Linked DNA regions of Mus musculus: region 2 is linked to region 1. Evidence: chromatin loops called from intact Hi-C (ENCODE). Cell type or tissue: heart. All regions are shown on one strand. Region 1 overlaps Ttc7 (tetratricopeptide repeat domain 7). Region 2 holds the start of LOC102632541 (a long non-coding RNA gene).

Evidence for each region. Hi-C counts contacts between places; a loop is a spot of excess contacts. Peaks named below come from ENCODE experiments on the same cell type or tissue, not always from the same donor. Only the 100,000 strongest peaks of a DNase experiment are listed, where the experiment ranks them.
Region 2: a loop joins it to region 1, with 2.8 times the contacts of the local background. A loop is called at or near these places in 5 of 42 quality-filtered maps.

The regions. Positions count from the first base shown.
Region 1 is chr17:87,311,682-87,319,681 of GRCm38, reverse strand. The region is part of intron 5 of Ttc7 (tetratricopeptide repeat domain 7); the gene reads right to left. Among named protein-coding and RNA genes, the nearest start is that of Gm52284, 8.7 kb to the right of the region's middle. In heart, a CTCF peak has its summit at 3,104 (motif pointing left); DNase peaks (open chromatin) are centred at 1,571, 4,341, 4,891, 7,111 and 4 weaker places; H3K4me3 peaks cover 288 bases; H3K27ac peaks cover 1,967 bases.
Region 2 is chr17:87,375,344-87,383,343 of GRCm38, reverse strand. It overlaps Ttc7 (tetratricopeptide repeat domain 7), which reads right to left. Exons shown (of 20, transcript NM_028639.3): 20 at 1,574-3,495. The coding sequence ends at 3,274. It overlaps LOC102632541 (a long non-coding RNA gene), which reads left to right and starts at 6,885. Exons shown (of 3, transcript XR_003952232.1): 1 at 6,885-7,536. In heart, no CTCF peak of the experiment used is centred here; DNase peaks (open chromatin) are centred at 3,223, 4,223, 4,923, 7,273 and 2 weaker places; H3K4me3 peaks cover 594 bases; H3K27ac peaks cover 5,275 bases.

The DNA of each region.
Region 1 (8,000 bases):
GCCCTGACTGTCCTGGAGCTCACTCTGTAGACCAGGCTGGCCTTGAACTCAGAAATCTGCCTGCCTCTGCCTCCCGAGTGCTGGGACTAAAGGCGTGTGCCACCATGCCTGGCTATCTTCCTTTTTTTATTTAGTAGATATCTCACTCTAATTTAAAAACAAATACTTGAAATCATGGGTTTGTTGGTGGTTTTTGTTTTTGTGTCTCAAAATATATTAAGCACAGAAGTATTTTTAAGCAGAGAAGTAATTTTTACAAGCTAGTGTGTGTGCCACTTAATTCCGATATGCTTATTACTAAAGGCCCTCTGTCTACACGGTAGGAAATGAGGCCTCAGACCTGAGCTTTTCAAAGAACTGTCAGTTCTTGGACCAACAGTCTAACAAGTCTCAAGGACTTGTTAGACATGAAAGTTCAGGGGCTGGGAAGGTGGCTCAATGGTTAAGAACACCTACTGCTGTTACACAGAACCCAGGGGCTGGGAAGATGGCTCAATGGTTAAGAACACCTACTGTTCTTACACAGAACCCAGGTTCAGTTTCCAGCACCCACAGGTGGCTCACAACCTGACCCCCTTTTCTTTCTTTCTTTCTTTCTTTCTTTCTTTCTTTCTTTCTTTCTTTCTTTTTTTTTTTTTTTTTTTTTTTTTTGGTTTTTTGTTTGTTTGTTTGTTTTTCTTCGAGACAGGGTTTCTCTGTGTAGTCCTGACTATCCTGGACCTCACTCTGTAGATCAGGCTGGCCTCGAACTCAGAAATCCGCCTGCCTCTGCCTCCCAAGTGCTGGGATTAAAGGCGTGTACCACCATGCCTGGCTGACCCCCTCTTCTGACCTCCATAGGTAAACATATGTCATACATACATGCAAGTAAAATACTCATACATGTAAAAAACAAATAAATCTAAAGAAATGTAGAAAAGAAATGCAAGTTCTATGCCCCCACCCCTCATCAAAACTCAAGAGTCATTATCAAAGAGGAGACAGAAAGATTCATAAGAGCCAGAGGCCAGAGAGGACCAGACCGAAGCAGTATTTTCTAGATTGACAGGACTTCTGTAACTCGTGATCTCACAGCATCTGTGGTTGCATGAACAAAATGAAGCCCGACCACACTCTAGCACGGATGGAGGAGATGCCCATGAACCCCCATCCCTAACTGAGGAGTTATTGACAGGTGATAACTTCTCTTCTGGAGAAGGGAGAGTTGGTTTTCTTTAAGGGTGTGGCTACTGGTTTGACCAGTGGATGCCAGTGGATGGTCCCACACCCAGGGGCATATATTAAATACAAACTGAATGCAGTGGATTATAGGAGAAAGAAAAAAAGGACATGAGGTGGGGAGAGGGTTAGGGAGGAGGGTGGACGCTGCGTCCACAGGCTGAGGCAGGCTGGTCCCTGGGGCTGCCTAGAACTCCGTGGCTCTGAAGAGGCAGGCCACTCCTGGGGCTGTGGGTGATTTTCCACTCTACGGGAGGCCTGGCAGCCTCTTCCTTGGCAGCCTGGCTCGGGCTGCTACCAGGAGGCAGGAGCCAACAGTGCCTAATGTCTCTTCTTCCCCAGCCACAGGAGGGACTGTCCTCTCTGTCACTGCCAAAGAGGCTTCACATGCCAGGACCAGCAGACAGGCCACTCCCGGACGGACGCTGGGGAAGGGGTGCTGACATCTAGGCACTGACCACTCCCAGGACACACGGGGCTGACATCTAGGCACTGACCACTCCCAGGACACATGGGGCTGACATCTAAGCACTGACCACTCCCAGGACACACGGGGACGAAATGCTGCATTCAAACACAACCCTACATCCCAAAGGTCTGCTAGCTTTTTAAATAATTTTCAGATCTGTAAGAGATTTTGACATCTGAACAGGCTCCTGAGAACTCTTTTGCTAAGTAAATCATCGCCCTCAGGCATGTTTTGAGTAAATCCTAATTTATATCGACCGCTTTTAAAGAAACAATCCATACAAGAGGTTCCAGTGGCCAGGGCCACACAGGAGATTTGGAATCCTTGCCTGGGTTGCCTGGCTCTCCCGTGCTAAGAATACCCCTTGCCTCAGCTTGCCCCTCTAAGAAATGTCTAGGTGGGGGCATTCTCAAACGGCTCAGACAGCCACAGCCTGAGCAAACCTAGCCCAACCTGCAGCTGTCTGTGCCGGGTGGAGCTGGGGTTTTCCCTGGCCCTTTCTGGCTGCCCAGTGAGAAGCCAGCTTGAAAGATCTCTTTGTTCTGGTCTCTCCTGATGACCTTTGTGAGCCAAGCTGCCCACTTTTAACAGTATCCAAACAGAGCCTCAAACAAACCCTGGCCCAGAAACGGGCTGCATGAGGAGAAGCCAGGAAGCCGGTTATTGCAACTAAGGTCAGGTCCAACTGGCCAAGAGGCGGGTGGTGGGGGTGTTAGCAGCTCAGCTAGCATAGGACTCCAGGAGGAAGGTGGGACGTAGTAGGACAGCAGTCCCCCTACCCCCACAGCCAGCAGTGCAGCACATTTTCCAAAGCCCTTGACAGTTTTCAGCCTTCAAAATTTCTCATAAGGCTTCATTACCCCAGTTCAAGCAGAACTCCTGATACCCATAATGCTCTGAAGAAATGACTAGTGTGAGCTTGTGATAGTGGCTCACACCTCTAATCCCAGCACTCGGGAGGTAGGGACAAGCAGATCCGTGAGTTCAAGGCCAGCCTGGTCTACAGAGTGAATTCCAGGACAGCCAGGGCTACAGAAATCCTCTCTCTCTCTCTCTCTCTCTCTCTCTCTCTCTCTCTCTTTCTCTCTCTCTCTCTCAAAAAAGAAATTACTATTGTGGGAGAGGCTGCAGCTCCATGGTAGAGCACTTGCCAAGTGTGTAGGGGACCTGCAATTCCTCCTGACACCAGCAAATATACGTAACTAAATAAAATACTCGCACCCCAACCCCTTCTAATAGAAAACTTAAGCCTGGACAATGCCTGTCTTTCTGGGCATCACGTGCCCAAGGCCAATGGCCGACAGACACCCAGCACTTTCAGCTCTGAGTCCCTGGAGAAAGACAACGGCGGTCTTCTCACAAACTCTCACACTTCCCTCTACTGGCCATCTGTGCTCCAGGGCTCCTGGCACTCCGTTTGTTCGCTATGCCATTTACAAAGTGCCTTCTGCACGCTCAGTACCTGGTCAGCTGCACTGTTTGTCATTGGCAGTCATCATGAAGCAAACGAGAGAGGCTGAGGGACTGACTGACTATCGGACTGACTGACTATCGCACCCACGGCCACAGATAAGTAGTCTGCCTCCTGCTGTTCACCTCATTTCCTGGGAACTCGTCAAAAACAAGTGTTTTGCACACAGTAGGTGCTTAATGGTGAGAGTATGATTTGAAATAAAATGATATATTAGTAAGAATTGGTCGTCGAGAGGATACTACATACAACTCTAGTTAGACGTCTCCATTTGAGGGCTGGCACGTCCATGAGGGATCTCTGGTCAAGTACCCAGAATAGTGAGGCCACTGGAGGACAAGGTCGGGTGACGTTCAACCATTATCCAGATGCTCATTTTCACCACAGACCCAAATCACCGGCCTCAAAACCAAAACTTCCACCTTGACAGTCAAGCCGAGCATGAAAGACAGAGGATGTCAGGCAGCACTTCACGCCGTTGGGGAAGTGGGCACAAACAACAGATACAGGCCGTGCCCTCAGAGAGGTCCTCCTGTCCCCCACCCCCACCCCCAAAGCAGACACAGAAAACTGGGAGACAACACAAGCTTTGCTAGTGAGCCTTCCAGGTTGAACCCAGTGAGAACAACTTGTACCCCTCCCCCAGGCCTGCAGACACAAACACGCACGTGGCCGCTAAAAGCAAGACCACCGCTGATAACCTAAAGTGCACTTCGCCTTCAGAGTTTACTCCCGGCAGACAAGTTAGGGCAACTTGGGAGAATGGGGTTGATTTATTGATTGACTGATTCATTGATTACAGGGCTAAAGGAGCCACCTAGGCAGGGGCAGCAGCGAGGCGACCCCCTTGGAAAGCACCTGTTCTCTTGTTTGGGGTGCAGTGTGAAATACCTGTTGCCTTAGGGATTAAAGCAATGCATGATAAAATACACAGACCACCTGGCTCAAACGCACCTCGACCTAAGCAGAAAATGGGTTCTGCCAGCTCTAGGCAGAAAGAAGGGGAACAACCCAGAGAAGAAACCGTCCCCGTGCCTGTGATGGGTTTTGGGGCAGAGTTGTTCCTGTTCCTGTTTTTGGCAGGTGCCTGAGGGAGGGCTCTCAGGCCTGCTGTGGTCAGAGACAGGGCTGCCAGCTTCCCCAGCTCAGGTCGTGAGCCTTACCCTCCTCCCAGTCCTCTGCCTAACCCCTGGAGCTGCTCCCTGCAGGCCCAGGTTTCTTCCTGGGGCTCCTCTACAGGCAGGACTCTAGGTCCAGTTGGCTACCAAAGCCCTCCTCCAGCATTCAGTAGGTGCCCCCTCCCGGAGGCTCAGGTACCAAAGAACCGCCTGGGGCCGGACTCCAATTGGAATCCATGACTGCCCTCTCGTGGCTCCGAGGGGAAGTGAAGCTGCAGGCTCTCTGGCCCCCATCCTGTTCATGGGATGTTTTTTTCTGCTCAGGCTTTCTAGTTGAGCTCCGTTAGGAAGCACTATTACCATAACACAAAAGACAGGACCATCTGGAGGGAATCAGCTGCTAAATCAACAGGGCAAGGCCCCTGGAAAAAGTGAATGTCACTCAGACATATGAGTAATCGGGCACCAGACTTGGCCAGCATGAAAGGGGCGGAGGTTTCTGGAAGATCAGAATATGAGAGAAGCTGTGGGGATCAAGTGAATGCCACCTCTTGTGCACAGGGACAAGACCCGACTAAGCAGGGGGCAGCAAAGGCAGGGGGGTAGGTGAGTGCTCTGTGAGACCAATAGGCGCCCCTCCTTGGTTTAGCTCCACCCCATTCTCAGCAGAGGCTCCACCCCTGGACTCAGACTCCACCCCCAGGACTCAGGCTCCACCCCCAAGACTCCTACAGGAACCTTCTTCTACACAGCAGCACCTCCCAGCTCCAACCCTACACCCCTCAGCCACCTCTGGAGTCCACCCCATCCCAGGCAGCAGCCCACTCCCTGACTCTCTGGCCCCGCCTGAACCTGTTCACAGGTCCAGCCACAGAGCAAGGGTACACAGGGGGTCCTGGGGCTCTTAGGGAGTGAGCTGCTGGGTGATGTCAGGGCTGGTGTGGAAAGTTCCCACACCGAGGGGCTTTCTCTTGCTCTCCCAGAGACTCCGAGAACTCAGATGTTCAGGGCCATAACCAATGCAGCTACCCCTCTACCCTAGAATGTCTTCCCTTTAGGCTAAGACGATGGGTCTCCCCTGGAGGCTGCCTGCTTCCCACCTCAGCATCCACCCGTGCCCGTGGATGTATTTTTGGTTGTTGTCATTCTTGGCGGGGTGCTTCTGGCATCTAGTGGGTTAAAGGCCAGAGATGTTGACGAAACCTACCACGGCCAAGACAGTCTCCCAAACCAAAATAGTTTTAAAAGAAACTTTGGGCTAAGGAGACTAAACACATTTGTTTAAGAACAATATTAGAGCCTGTGATTCCCCAAGGAGTATACAGCTTTGGCCAAAGGACAATAATATATAATTACTCAGGTCGCTAACGCAGACCAGTTGTGGGCAGCTATATGTAATCACAGGATTATATAGTGAGCAAAACGTTAGGTGGAGGGAGGGCTTGGATGGACTCAGGTCCACGCCAGCTTCCAAGGCTCTGCATGCTTTCTAATGGCCTCGACTTCAGACCGATTCCTTTCTTCCTCTTCTCCTTAGTAAGACGAGGAATGTATATGTTCCTCCTTCCCAGAAGCGCACAGAAGGCAACACCCTCTCTGCCTGTCACACAGAGTTAACAGCTGCTGCTAGTGTGAGAAACGATTGTAGCCCAGGTGGGTCCAGAGCGCCGCAGCTTCCACTCCAAGGAAGTCTGTGCTGGTCTGCCAGCACAAGAAGCCAGGGCTGATCTGCAGGGGGCCACAGGGAACTGACAGAGGCAGAGTGACTGCCATGAGTCCTGGTGACAGAGGCAGAGTGACTGCCACGAGTCCCCGGGACACGAGTCCCCGGGACTTCTACTCACTTCCAGGCTGTTTACTTGACAAGAAATGACGATTCATTTCCATTCCTCTTTATGAGCCGTGGTTAGGGTGGAGCCAGTCTCTTGGCTTCTGGGAATGAACTGTGTGCTTCAGGGGCAAAAGGGATGAAGGGAGGGGAGCCAGCCCAGTCACACAGAACAAAAAAGCATCAGAACTGACCTGCCCTTTCAGAGGAAGTGTGGACTAGTTAACGCCTCTACCCCTGGGGGGGGTACCCTGTAGACCCACTCTCACTCACATTTTCTTGCTTGAGTATGCGGAATGCAGTCGAAGAAAACAGGGATCTGGTGTACATGAGGGAGGAGGGAGGAGGGAGGAGGGAGGATCTACAGCCAGATCCACCCTCAGAACACATGACTGAGTTACAGAAAGGAACCAAGTTAATGCCCCGAAGATCCATTCACAGGCGCTGGATACCAAACCAGGGCACAGTCTTTTCCACACTCCTCAGGTGGCCAGGCTGCCTTTCCACACCCCAAACCTCAGAGAGGGGTGAGGCTGAAGGGCACTCACACCTAGACCAGAGGCTTGGTGGGTGGGGTTCAAGTTCCTGTCCCTCAGCGGTGAAGTGGGGCCACACGACCTTCTTCAGAGGAGAATCTACAAAGTACATAGTCCAGTCTGGCAGTCAACAGATCCTGATAATCAGCTGCTCTCTCTCCGTCCCTCCTGGCTGTCCTTCATGTTTTAACTTCTATACTGGCAGAGTGGAAGTGAGGAAAGGAGAGTGGGAGAGAGGAGAGGGTATCATGGTGTGGGGGGTGGGGGGGAGGGCGGTAACAGCACCACTTCCCACCAAAGATTAGGTCCATTTATTCCCTGTCACTGGCCTCTCACAGTCCCTGGATGTGACAAGGAGTAGAGCCAGCGAGTAAAGGAACTCACTGGGGTCACAGAGCTGCCTTTGACTCCAGTCCCTTCGTGACTGACTTTCCTCATCAGGAGCCTGGCCACAGCGTCAGCCAAGCGTGAACAGGCTCTGGGAAGCCGGCCGGCCGGCGCTAAGCCCCAGGCACTTGGAGGGCTGGGTAAGGCATAGGAACAGGACAGACCGTGATCAGTGCAGTCAGAGGGCCAGGGCTGTAGTGGCACACACCTGTAATGTCAGCACTCTGAACATGCAGATGGAAAGATTGAGAGTTCAAGACCACCCTCGGCTGCGTAGAGTTCAAAAAGGAATGGCAGCTCCACGTACCACTCAGATAGACCCACAGGCGGGATCTTAGCTCCAGCCAGGACAAGCTACTTTTGTATTCTGTGCCTGCCTCCGTTTCCCATCAGAGAGGTCGAGAGGCTAAGTAAGGTCTACCTCAGAGACCTGTTGGAACACTAAACTATGCAAGCAGAGCACTTCACAAATGCCTGCTGGAACTCTAGCATGGACTTAAGTAACACCAATTGTTCTAAAGACTATGTACTAAATGAATGGCTGGGGAGAGGGTATTCATTACAACTGTCCCTGCCTACAGACTTGATTGCACAGGGATCCATTTATCAAGTCCTCCCTTTCGTCTGTGTCCTGCTAACTGTCCTGTTGACGCCTAAGCTCTACATAAAGTATAGATGGGAATAAAGATGGGTGTCGTGGTACACCCCTTCAATCCCAGCACTCAAGAGGCAGAGGCAGGAAAAGGATCTCTTTGAGTTTGAGGCCAGCCTGGTCTACCTAGAGAGTGCCAGGACAGCCTGAGCTACAGAGTGTGGCTCTGTCTTGAAACCCCTCCACCACCTCAAAAACAACAACAAAAAAGGAAATACTGGTTTTCTTTAAGGTCTCCAATTACTCAGATCTGCAGAAAGACAATTTATGAATGAATGAATGAATGAATGAATGAGTGAGTGAGTGTGGCTGTTCTAATGA
Region 2 (8,000 bases), 64 kb before region 1:
GTGTGTGTGTGTGTATGTGTGCTGTGTATGATTCAGAAAATGGTATATGGGTTAGAGGGTAAGAGAGAGAGAGTACAGGGTAGCCCCACGTTTTGGACCCAGATTTAAGCCCTTATGCAGGCACAATGAATTTCAACACGAAGCTACTTTCTTGTTCTTGAACGAGGGCCGTGGACTGGAACAGGGTGGAGGTGTCAGGACATGCCAGGATTCAGGAAGTCTCCATCGCCCGACCCTCCAACATTTGACTAGTTCCAGATCGGCGTGGCGATGCTTTGCTGAATGGGAGGCTGCGTCTCTGCCTTTCCCTCCAGCCTCCCCTCGTCGGGCAGACACCACCATTGTGTATATGAAAGCCTTAAAGGGGAGAACCTTGAGGGCTTGGCTGTGTAAGTGATACCAACTGTCACTTACTAGAATTTGTGTGCTGCCTGGCTAAGGGAGCTGGTCTTCCGAGCCGGGCACTTTGGAGAGATAAGATGGAGAATCCAAGGTCATCCTTGGCTACATCCCAGTTTCAAGCCCAGTGTGGGCCACATGAAATCCCTGCTTCGGAAACAAGTGGGGAGGGGGCCAGGGATGCAGCTCAGTGGTAAAGGGAACATTCTAGCCATCCTTAAGGCCCTGGGGTTCAATGTGCAACACCACATTGAAAAACAAACCAACAAACACACACACACACAAACAAACGGGTCTGGCGCCCCACAAGGCCCTTCCTCCCCAGTCTCCCAGTGTCAAATCGCATGGGCAAGGGTAGATGAGACAGATGCTGGCTGCCCCGGGAAGCAGGGACACTGGAGGGCTCTGGACTAGACCAGCTCTGCACTCTGGGGGAAGTCACAGAATGGCGGCTGTCCTCCAAGTGCGGGGCCTGCCACTCTGGAAGAACAGGGGGCAATTCCTTGGGGCGGGGGATCGTTGGCTTCTTTGTTAACTTACACCATTTTTTGAAAAAAAAAAACAGTTGGTGAAAGGTCTTATATTTGTATAATAATACAATTATCATTAATGACTTATAATTTCTTCAGATGCAGTGCAATGGGCTTATTAACACAGGCCCACCTGTATGTGCTCCAGTCATCCCACGGTGATCTAAGCCAGATCTCACATGCGAGGTGTATCAGGGAGCAGTCTACAGAGGCTGCCTCTGGGTGAGGGTGGAGGGACTGGCCTAGCACACGAGCACGGGAGGATGTCCAACTAGTGGCCACAGTAGAAATGTGTCACATCGTGGCAGCTAGTGATGACTTGCTCTGCTGTCACTGGGCAGTAGAGATGCCTGAGTGCTAACACCCCCAATCCTCGAGGTTGCCTACTGGGCAGGCTTATTTGAAAGACGGGACACAGGCCAGGCCCAGACCCCTCTACCTCCCCCGAGAACTTGCAGGCATTGGCTTGACCTCTAGTCTTACTGCTTACCCGATAGGAATCAACCTTCTCGGAGCTGGGCCTCTTCTCTCTTCCCACTCTCCTTCCCTCAGCCCTGCCTTTTGGGTTTCTCCTCTGACAGGGTCTCTTCTCCAGGGCCCGGGTCACTGCTCTATGCTGAGCATCAAGTAACTGGACACTCTTCAGACAGTCTTGTCCCCCTCCAAGGGTCTTTTATTCAATTTCCAAAGTCACTGTCAGGCACTGGGCCTGCCTCCTAGGGCCTCCAAAGAGAGGACGCTTAGTCAGTCCACACATTTGCTGTCTTTCCCACTGCCAAGATTGACCTCCAAGGCCAGCCAATAGTATCTGCTTTTCTCTTTTTTACTCTAACAGAATTCCATAAAAATATAGATCTCTAGCATATATATACATATACATATATATATATATGCACACACATACACATATACACATAGAGACCCTTCAACCAAGGACTGAATAGCCTCCCTTTGGCCTGTGGCTGTGGCCAGGAGGCACCAGCTCTCTGGAGACACGAGGGGACAAGCAGGGTACATCAGTCCACCACGGAGCCAGACTCCAACGGCTTTCTCCGCAAGGCCACTGTGGTCAGCACGGTGACCCCTGACACATTCTAACACAAGCGCAAGGTGAACCCGAGGGAGCTCTACCCAGAGTAGGGGAGACAGAAGGAACTCTCTGCTAGGCCTTGGGGAATGGCTTCCTGAGGGAAAGTTTCAAAACCAGAGTGCATGGCTGACGAGCCAGGGAGGGACAGCTGCCCAGCGACCTGACAGAGAGCACGCGGGCACAGAAAGGTGAGGCAGGCTGTCAGGTTCCTCAAGCATGGCCGCTGTGGGAATCTAGGCAGGGGAGCACAAAAGGCCAAGCTGGGGCTTTGGGGTCACTCAGCAAAGCCTAAGATGAAAACTGGGCAGTGGGTGATGAGGTGTACTGGGCTGAGGCCTATAAATGGTCACTTGGATGTCATTCACCCAAGTGGGCGGGTCCAAAGACTTGAGGGACTGTGTACTCAAGGTACCAGGAATGGCTACGTCAGAACCCTGTTTTGTATTCCAAGGCGTATCCTGGAGGCCACCGGCTCAGGGCCCACGGAGTCTACTGACTGGGGCGTGTCTCCAGGGAGATGACAGTGAGTGAAAATGGAAGACGGGGGACGGTGTTTAGAGGCCTGGCCGACATGAGTCCAAAAGGCACTTGGTGGTACAGAGAAATCACATGTAGCCTCTAGGCAACCTCCCCATAAAGGAAACACCAGGCATCAACAGGGCCAATTCAGGCTGACAAGAGCCCAGGAGCCCACTGTCCCTCTTTGTATCTGGGACCTCAAGCTGTGGCTGTCCTGGGCAAGGCTTCAAGCTTTGCACTGCCCTGAGATCGGATGGGGAAATGTATCCGGGGCTCTCCGGCACGTCTGCTCACAGCTCTGTGAAGTCGCTGAGATTCAAGCCAGTTTGTCTCCCAAGGCACTCATCTCTGTGGTACACAAACTCAAGATTGGTTCATCCCAAACCAGGAAACCCGGGGTGGTGGGGGAAGCCAAGGAAGGGGCTTGGCTCCCAGACACACCTTTTATCTAAGAGGTGCCCAGCAACCGGCAGTCTCTGGGGGAGGCGAGGCGTTTGCCTTGGATGCAAATCTTGTCCCCCCAGCTTCAGTCAGGAGCTTAGGCCCAGCTGGGCCTGCAGGGTGTGGAGTGTGGGAGGAGAAGTGGCATGGAAGCCAGTGGAAGTGCTCACTTGTCATCTATTCCCTGAGGCCCCACATCTGGACACACGCCCTTCCCTGCCCCCTGCCTGTGTCTGCTGCCCCCGCCCCGCCCCTGGCAGGCAGTATATGGCTGCCAGCTGCAGCTGCAGAGGCTCACAGCTCTCTGGCAATGATGGAGAAGGGCAGCACAGGGCTGCTGGCCTCCAGCTCCAGGGCTGTGAGGAAGCAGTCCACGGCCGCTTCGTTCTGGCCTTGGTCCTGCAGCACCTCCCCCAGGCCCTGCCACGCTTCGTGGAAGGTGCTCTGTCTCTCCACAGCATCCCGCAGCACCTTCTGGGCCAGGCTCTTGTGGCCCAGCTGACTCAGCATCAGACCCTAGAAAGGAAGCAGAGGACGAGGTTAACCAGGCCTGGGCCTCCAGAGCCGGTGGGGAGAGCTTAGCAACCAGGGCGAGCCAGAGAGGCCCTCAGGTCTGGCTGGGCCACAGACAAATGACTGTGCCCTTTACTTATGCAAAACCCATCCGACCCTGCCCAAGCCCTGTTTTAACCTGTAGTAGCTATGTTCCTCTTGTCTTCAAAAGATGGGCCTTTAAGCCTAGACCTGATTTTGAGTGGCCCCGTGTGGGGAATTCTGAGCCCTCCAACTCACTCTTCAACAAATGGAAAAATAAAAATAAAATAATGCATTTTATCAGGGCCTGGGCATCTAAGCCGGGTGGCAGGAATGAGTCAGTGGACGAAAAGCTGTCTAAGACTGGAGCATGCTCAGTAGTGCCCAGGCCACGCTGCCCCTCACCCCAAGGGGGCACCCACAGCAGGAAGGTTATCTAGTTTTGTGACAAAGAGGGGGTGCTTGTCTGCCTGCCTCAGCAGCCCATCTTCCCCCGGGGACTGCTGGGTCCCGAGACCAAGCAGCCAGCAGACTCTACGCTCACAGGTGCCAGGGCGGGCGGGCGCTGGAGGGAGTGGATCAGGGCACAGAGCAGTTGCTGAGAGAATGAGAGAAAAGGGACTCAGCTATCCAAGGCCCCTTCGGTCAAGAGCAGGAAGTATGGCTTTGCAGTTTTAGCTCAAAGGACCACTGCAAAGAACTGAAGAGAGTAAGCTAGAGGAAGTGCCAGGAATTGTCACAAAGCGGGTGGGAAGTGAAACCGGCAGTCTTGAACATCCCCCATCCTCCCAGGGACAAGGACAAGGGACAGGGTGTGGGCACGGGGAAGGCTCCAGGTCCCAGAAAGGCTACTCTGTACCATTCTACTGACCTGCCACTGTGAAGGTATCCCAGGATGCTGAGAAGTGAGCACTTCTCTTGTTCCAAAGAGTGGAGGTATAAATCTTCAACCCTGATCTCCTGGGGAGGCAGGGGACCAGAGTGGGGGCAGGGAGCTGTCTTTGTGCCTGAAGCCCCCTCTCTGCAGCCCGCCCACTGGCGGCCATGCACATTTTTAGCTGGATTATTCTCCTCCTCCTCCCCAAGCTCCCTAGAGTTAGGCCCTTGGTTGCTATGGAGACGCACCAGGAAAGATGTACATGGCTGACTTCATAAATCCTAAGAGAGCTTGGAACATGACCAATTAGGCAGCAGAGAGGGTGCTGAGGAGGACTGGGGAAAGCTCTGTCTCCAGAGGCGCTGGCTGGAGGTCCTGGGGCCACAACCGACTCGTCGAGTGGCACCCTCCTATGACCCTAAGCATAGACACACCCAAGGACCCAGGAGTTCGGTAGCCTCAGCTGAGGCTGGAGAACAGCAGGTGGGGGCAGGGAGTAGCGGCACACAGGGCTGACCAGATGCACACAGCAGTGCTGACTCAGGGTTACCAGAACCAGCGGCAGGCAGCGTCTGTCCGGCCAGTAGTGCCCAGGCCACGCAGTTCTGCCCACATGGCCAGGGCAGGACCTTAAGTAGCTCACTCACAATGGAACAGGGCCTACAGGCTGGAAGGAAGGAAGGTTCTAGCCGATGGCTATCAGACACCAAAATGAAGTACCAAAAACCAAGCGCTCTGAAGCCTCTCAATGCTACCCACAGGGAGTGCTTGAGGATAGAGGTGGCCAGCGGGGCCTGTCAGAGGGGTGGGTGTGGGGTGTGGGGTGTGGGGTGGTGGTGGGGCGGGTCTACTTGCTTCTCTTCTCTGCGCTTTCTTTCTGGAGCTGCCTTCCACAGGAAACTTTATTGGTAAGAAGAGTCCACCCCCCTCACCTCCCAATCTCTAGCTGGGTCTAGTGGTGCAAACCCATCGTCCCAGCCACTTGGGAGGCTGAGGCAGGAGAATAACAAGTTGAAGACCTGACCAGGCAAGAGAGTTCTAGGCTAGCCTGGGGAACTTAGCGGAAACCAAATGGAAATAAACAGAGAGCAGGGAAGGAGCTCTGTGGTACGCTGCGCTGCCACCGCTTGCCTAACTTGCCTAACAAGTAGGGAGGCTGGCAGAGAGAAGGTGTGGGTGTTTGGGAAGGAGCCAGATGTGTCTGCAGGCTGAACGTGCGCCTCAGTAGAGAACAAAGGCCAGGGCTTAGCAGCCAGAAGGCCAGCTCTGCCACTGACATGCACTGTGACCTCAGCAAACTGACATGGGTCTCTGTAAACTGGGGGGAGAGGGAGGGGGAGGGGGAGGGTCAGTTGGGGGTTGGGGGGAGTCCTTCCTCACAGGGCTGCTGAGAACTCTGGAAGGATGAATCTGGAGAAGGTGCAGCCAGACTCGCAGTAGCAAACAACAGCAACTTCTTTAGGAAGGCCACAGCGGGCATGGGGCACGGAGAGGCCAGTACTGTCCACTTCCTTAGACGGAAGGAGATGGCAGGGTCCTCTGTTAGGAAGGACTGTGCAGTGGAACTGGCTCATGTCCCACCCCCACCCCAACATGCTGACCTTAGAACCTGAAAGAAGACACCAGGCCAGGATGGGGTCAGGCTAAGGCCTGGAGGCCCAGGGCCTGTAACAGGATCTGTGGCCACCTGCCCCTGACACCAGCAGCATTTGTGTTTGGTAGCAACCCAGTGCTGTTTGCTGCCTGACAACTGGGTGGGACCCAAGCACAGGAAGATGCAAGGTCTCACCTGCTGTCCCCAGCCTGGCACTGCCCCCAGGGCCCATCAGCACCCTCCTGACACTTCACTGGCTCCAGGTCTCCAGGGAGATGGTGGGAACACAGAACTGGTGTCTCAGTTCAATCCACAGTCTGTCCCCACAGAGTCCCCCCCTCTGTCCCCGCTTGTCCCTCATCTGCTGGGAGGGATCTAGTTCTGTGAAGAGGCCCTTAGTTTCTGACCCTTCACTGTGGAGCCATGACTGGGCTGCCCGCTCACAGGGAGTTGGCAGCCATGTAAAAGTTACCCATGCCCGTGGAACACTGTACTTGCATGACGCACTTGGACTACAAACAGCCATCACAGGGGCTTCTGGGACAGACAGGACGATGGTTAAAGTCTCCAGAAATTCCCATCTCTAGTGCCTCTTTCCTCAGCTCTCAGAAGGGCTCCTGCCCACACCACTCTTTGAGGGCTCTGTTCTCCCAGGAAGCCTTTCCTGAGGTCAGACACCACCTCCACATCATAGTTGGTAACCGTGGGGCTCCTGTGGACCTTCCCGGCTTGTGTTCCAGGGAGAAAGAGGGGGGGGGAGAGAGAGACTGACTTCCCTGCCAGCCTTTCTGCTCTAAGCAAGGCAGCAGCTCTCAACAGAAGCCAGGTGGGAGGGTCCTGGACACACACAACACACCACACACACACACACACACACACACACACACACACACACACACACACACACACACACCACAGCCAAGGATGCCTGGCTTTGCCTTAAGGGCTTCCTGGGTTGGACTTCCTGCTTCAGTGAGCTCAGGAGGCCTGTAGTCTGAGGGGCCTATACTTGGCCGAGGTCTGGAGACTGAGAGTGCGGGGCATTTCCTGTTAGGAGTTCGTTGTCTGTTGAGCCTCAGGGTAGAACTGAGGCCATAGCTGGGTGTGGAAAAGAAGGAAGGGCCTTCTTAGCCCTTTCTTAGGCTTTGCCACTAACACTCTCACCCCATTAATTCAGTGCCTCATGATGTCAGAAGAACGGAGGCGTAGCAGAAAGGTCCCGAGGGGGTGTGGGCTTACGTCTTCTAGGGAGCCCAACCCGGGAAGTGGTCCTTAGTGCTAGGCCAGCTGTGGGCCAAGCTGGGCGCTGCTCCCCACCCCTGCCCTGAAGTATTTATAGAAGCTAGTCTGGGAATTTTCTCTCTGAGCTCCAGGCACATTCCTGGGATTCTGTTAACAGCCTTTCCAGCCGGGAAGCTGGGAATCAGCCGGGAGGCTGCGGGAGTCGGCAGGGCCCTGGAGGCCCCGCTTGAAGCCACCGGGACTGCGTTCAGGAGCCACTGCACTGGAGGGGTCTTCTTCAGGCACTCTTGGGGAGACTACATGCTTCTAGGTCAGTGCTGGCTCCAGGTTTGCTCCCTCAACCTGTCCAACCAGACGGGGACACAGCCGTCGAGTCCCATACCCCTTCTAGAACACAGCTACTAGAGTCACCGGCCAGTTCTACTTTCCCGTCGGAGGCAAAGGGCACCTAGTGTCCAGTTGATATGCTACCCTGGGTTTCTTGAAAGGCCCTTGCTGAGAAGGTAGGTACCCAGGGTCACTAGACCAGCCTAGGAGGGGTCTTCTAGAGTACTGGTGGCTGGTCGCTCTTGTGTGACCAAACCCACGCCTGTGTCTTTCTCTTCCTGGGTCTCTGGGATGCAGCACAACTGTCTTCCCTGATTGGCTGAGGTTATCTGTCTTCAGAGGGGTCTGTAGGGTAAGCGGCCAAAAGCTCTGGAGTACCCACAGGCAGGTCACATCTGGTGACTCTATGGCTTACAGAGGACCAGGAAGTGAAAGCCTTTGCCAGCC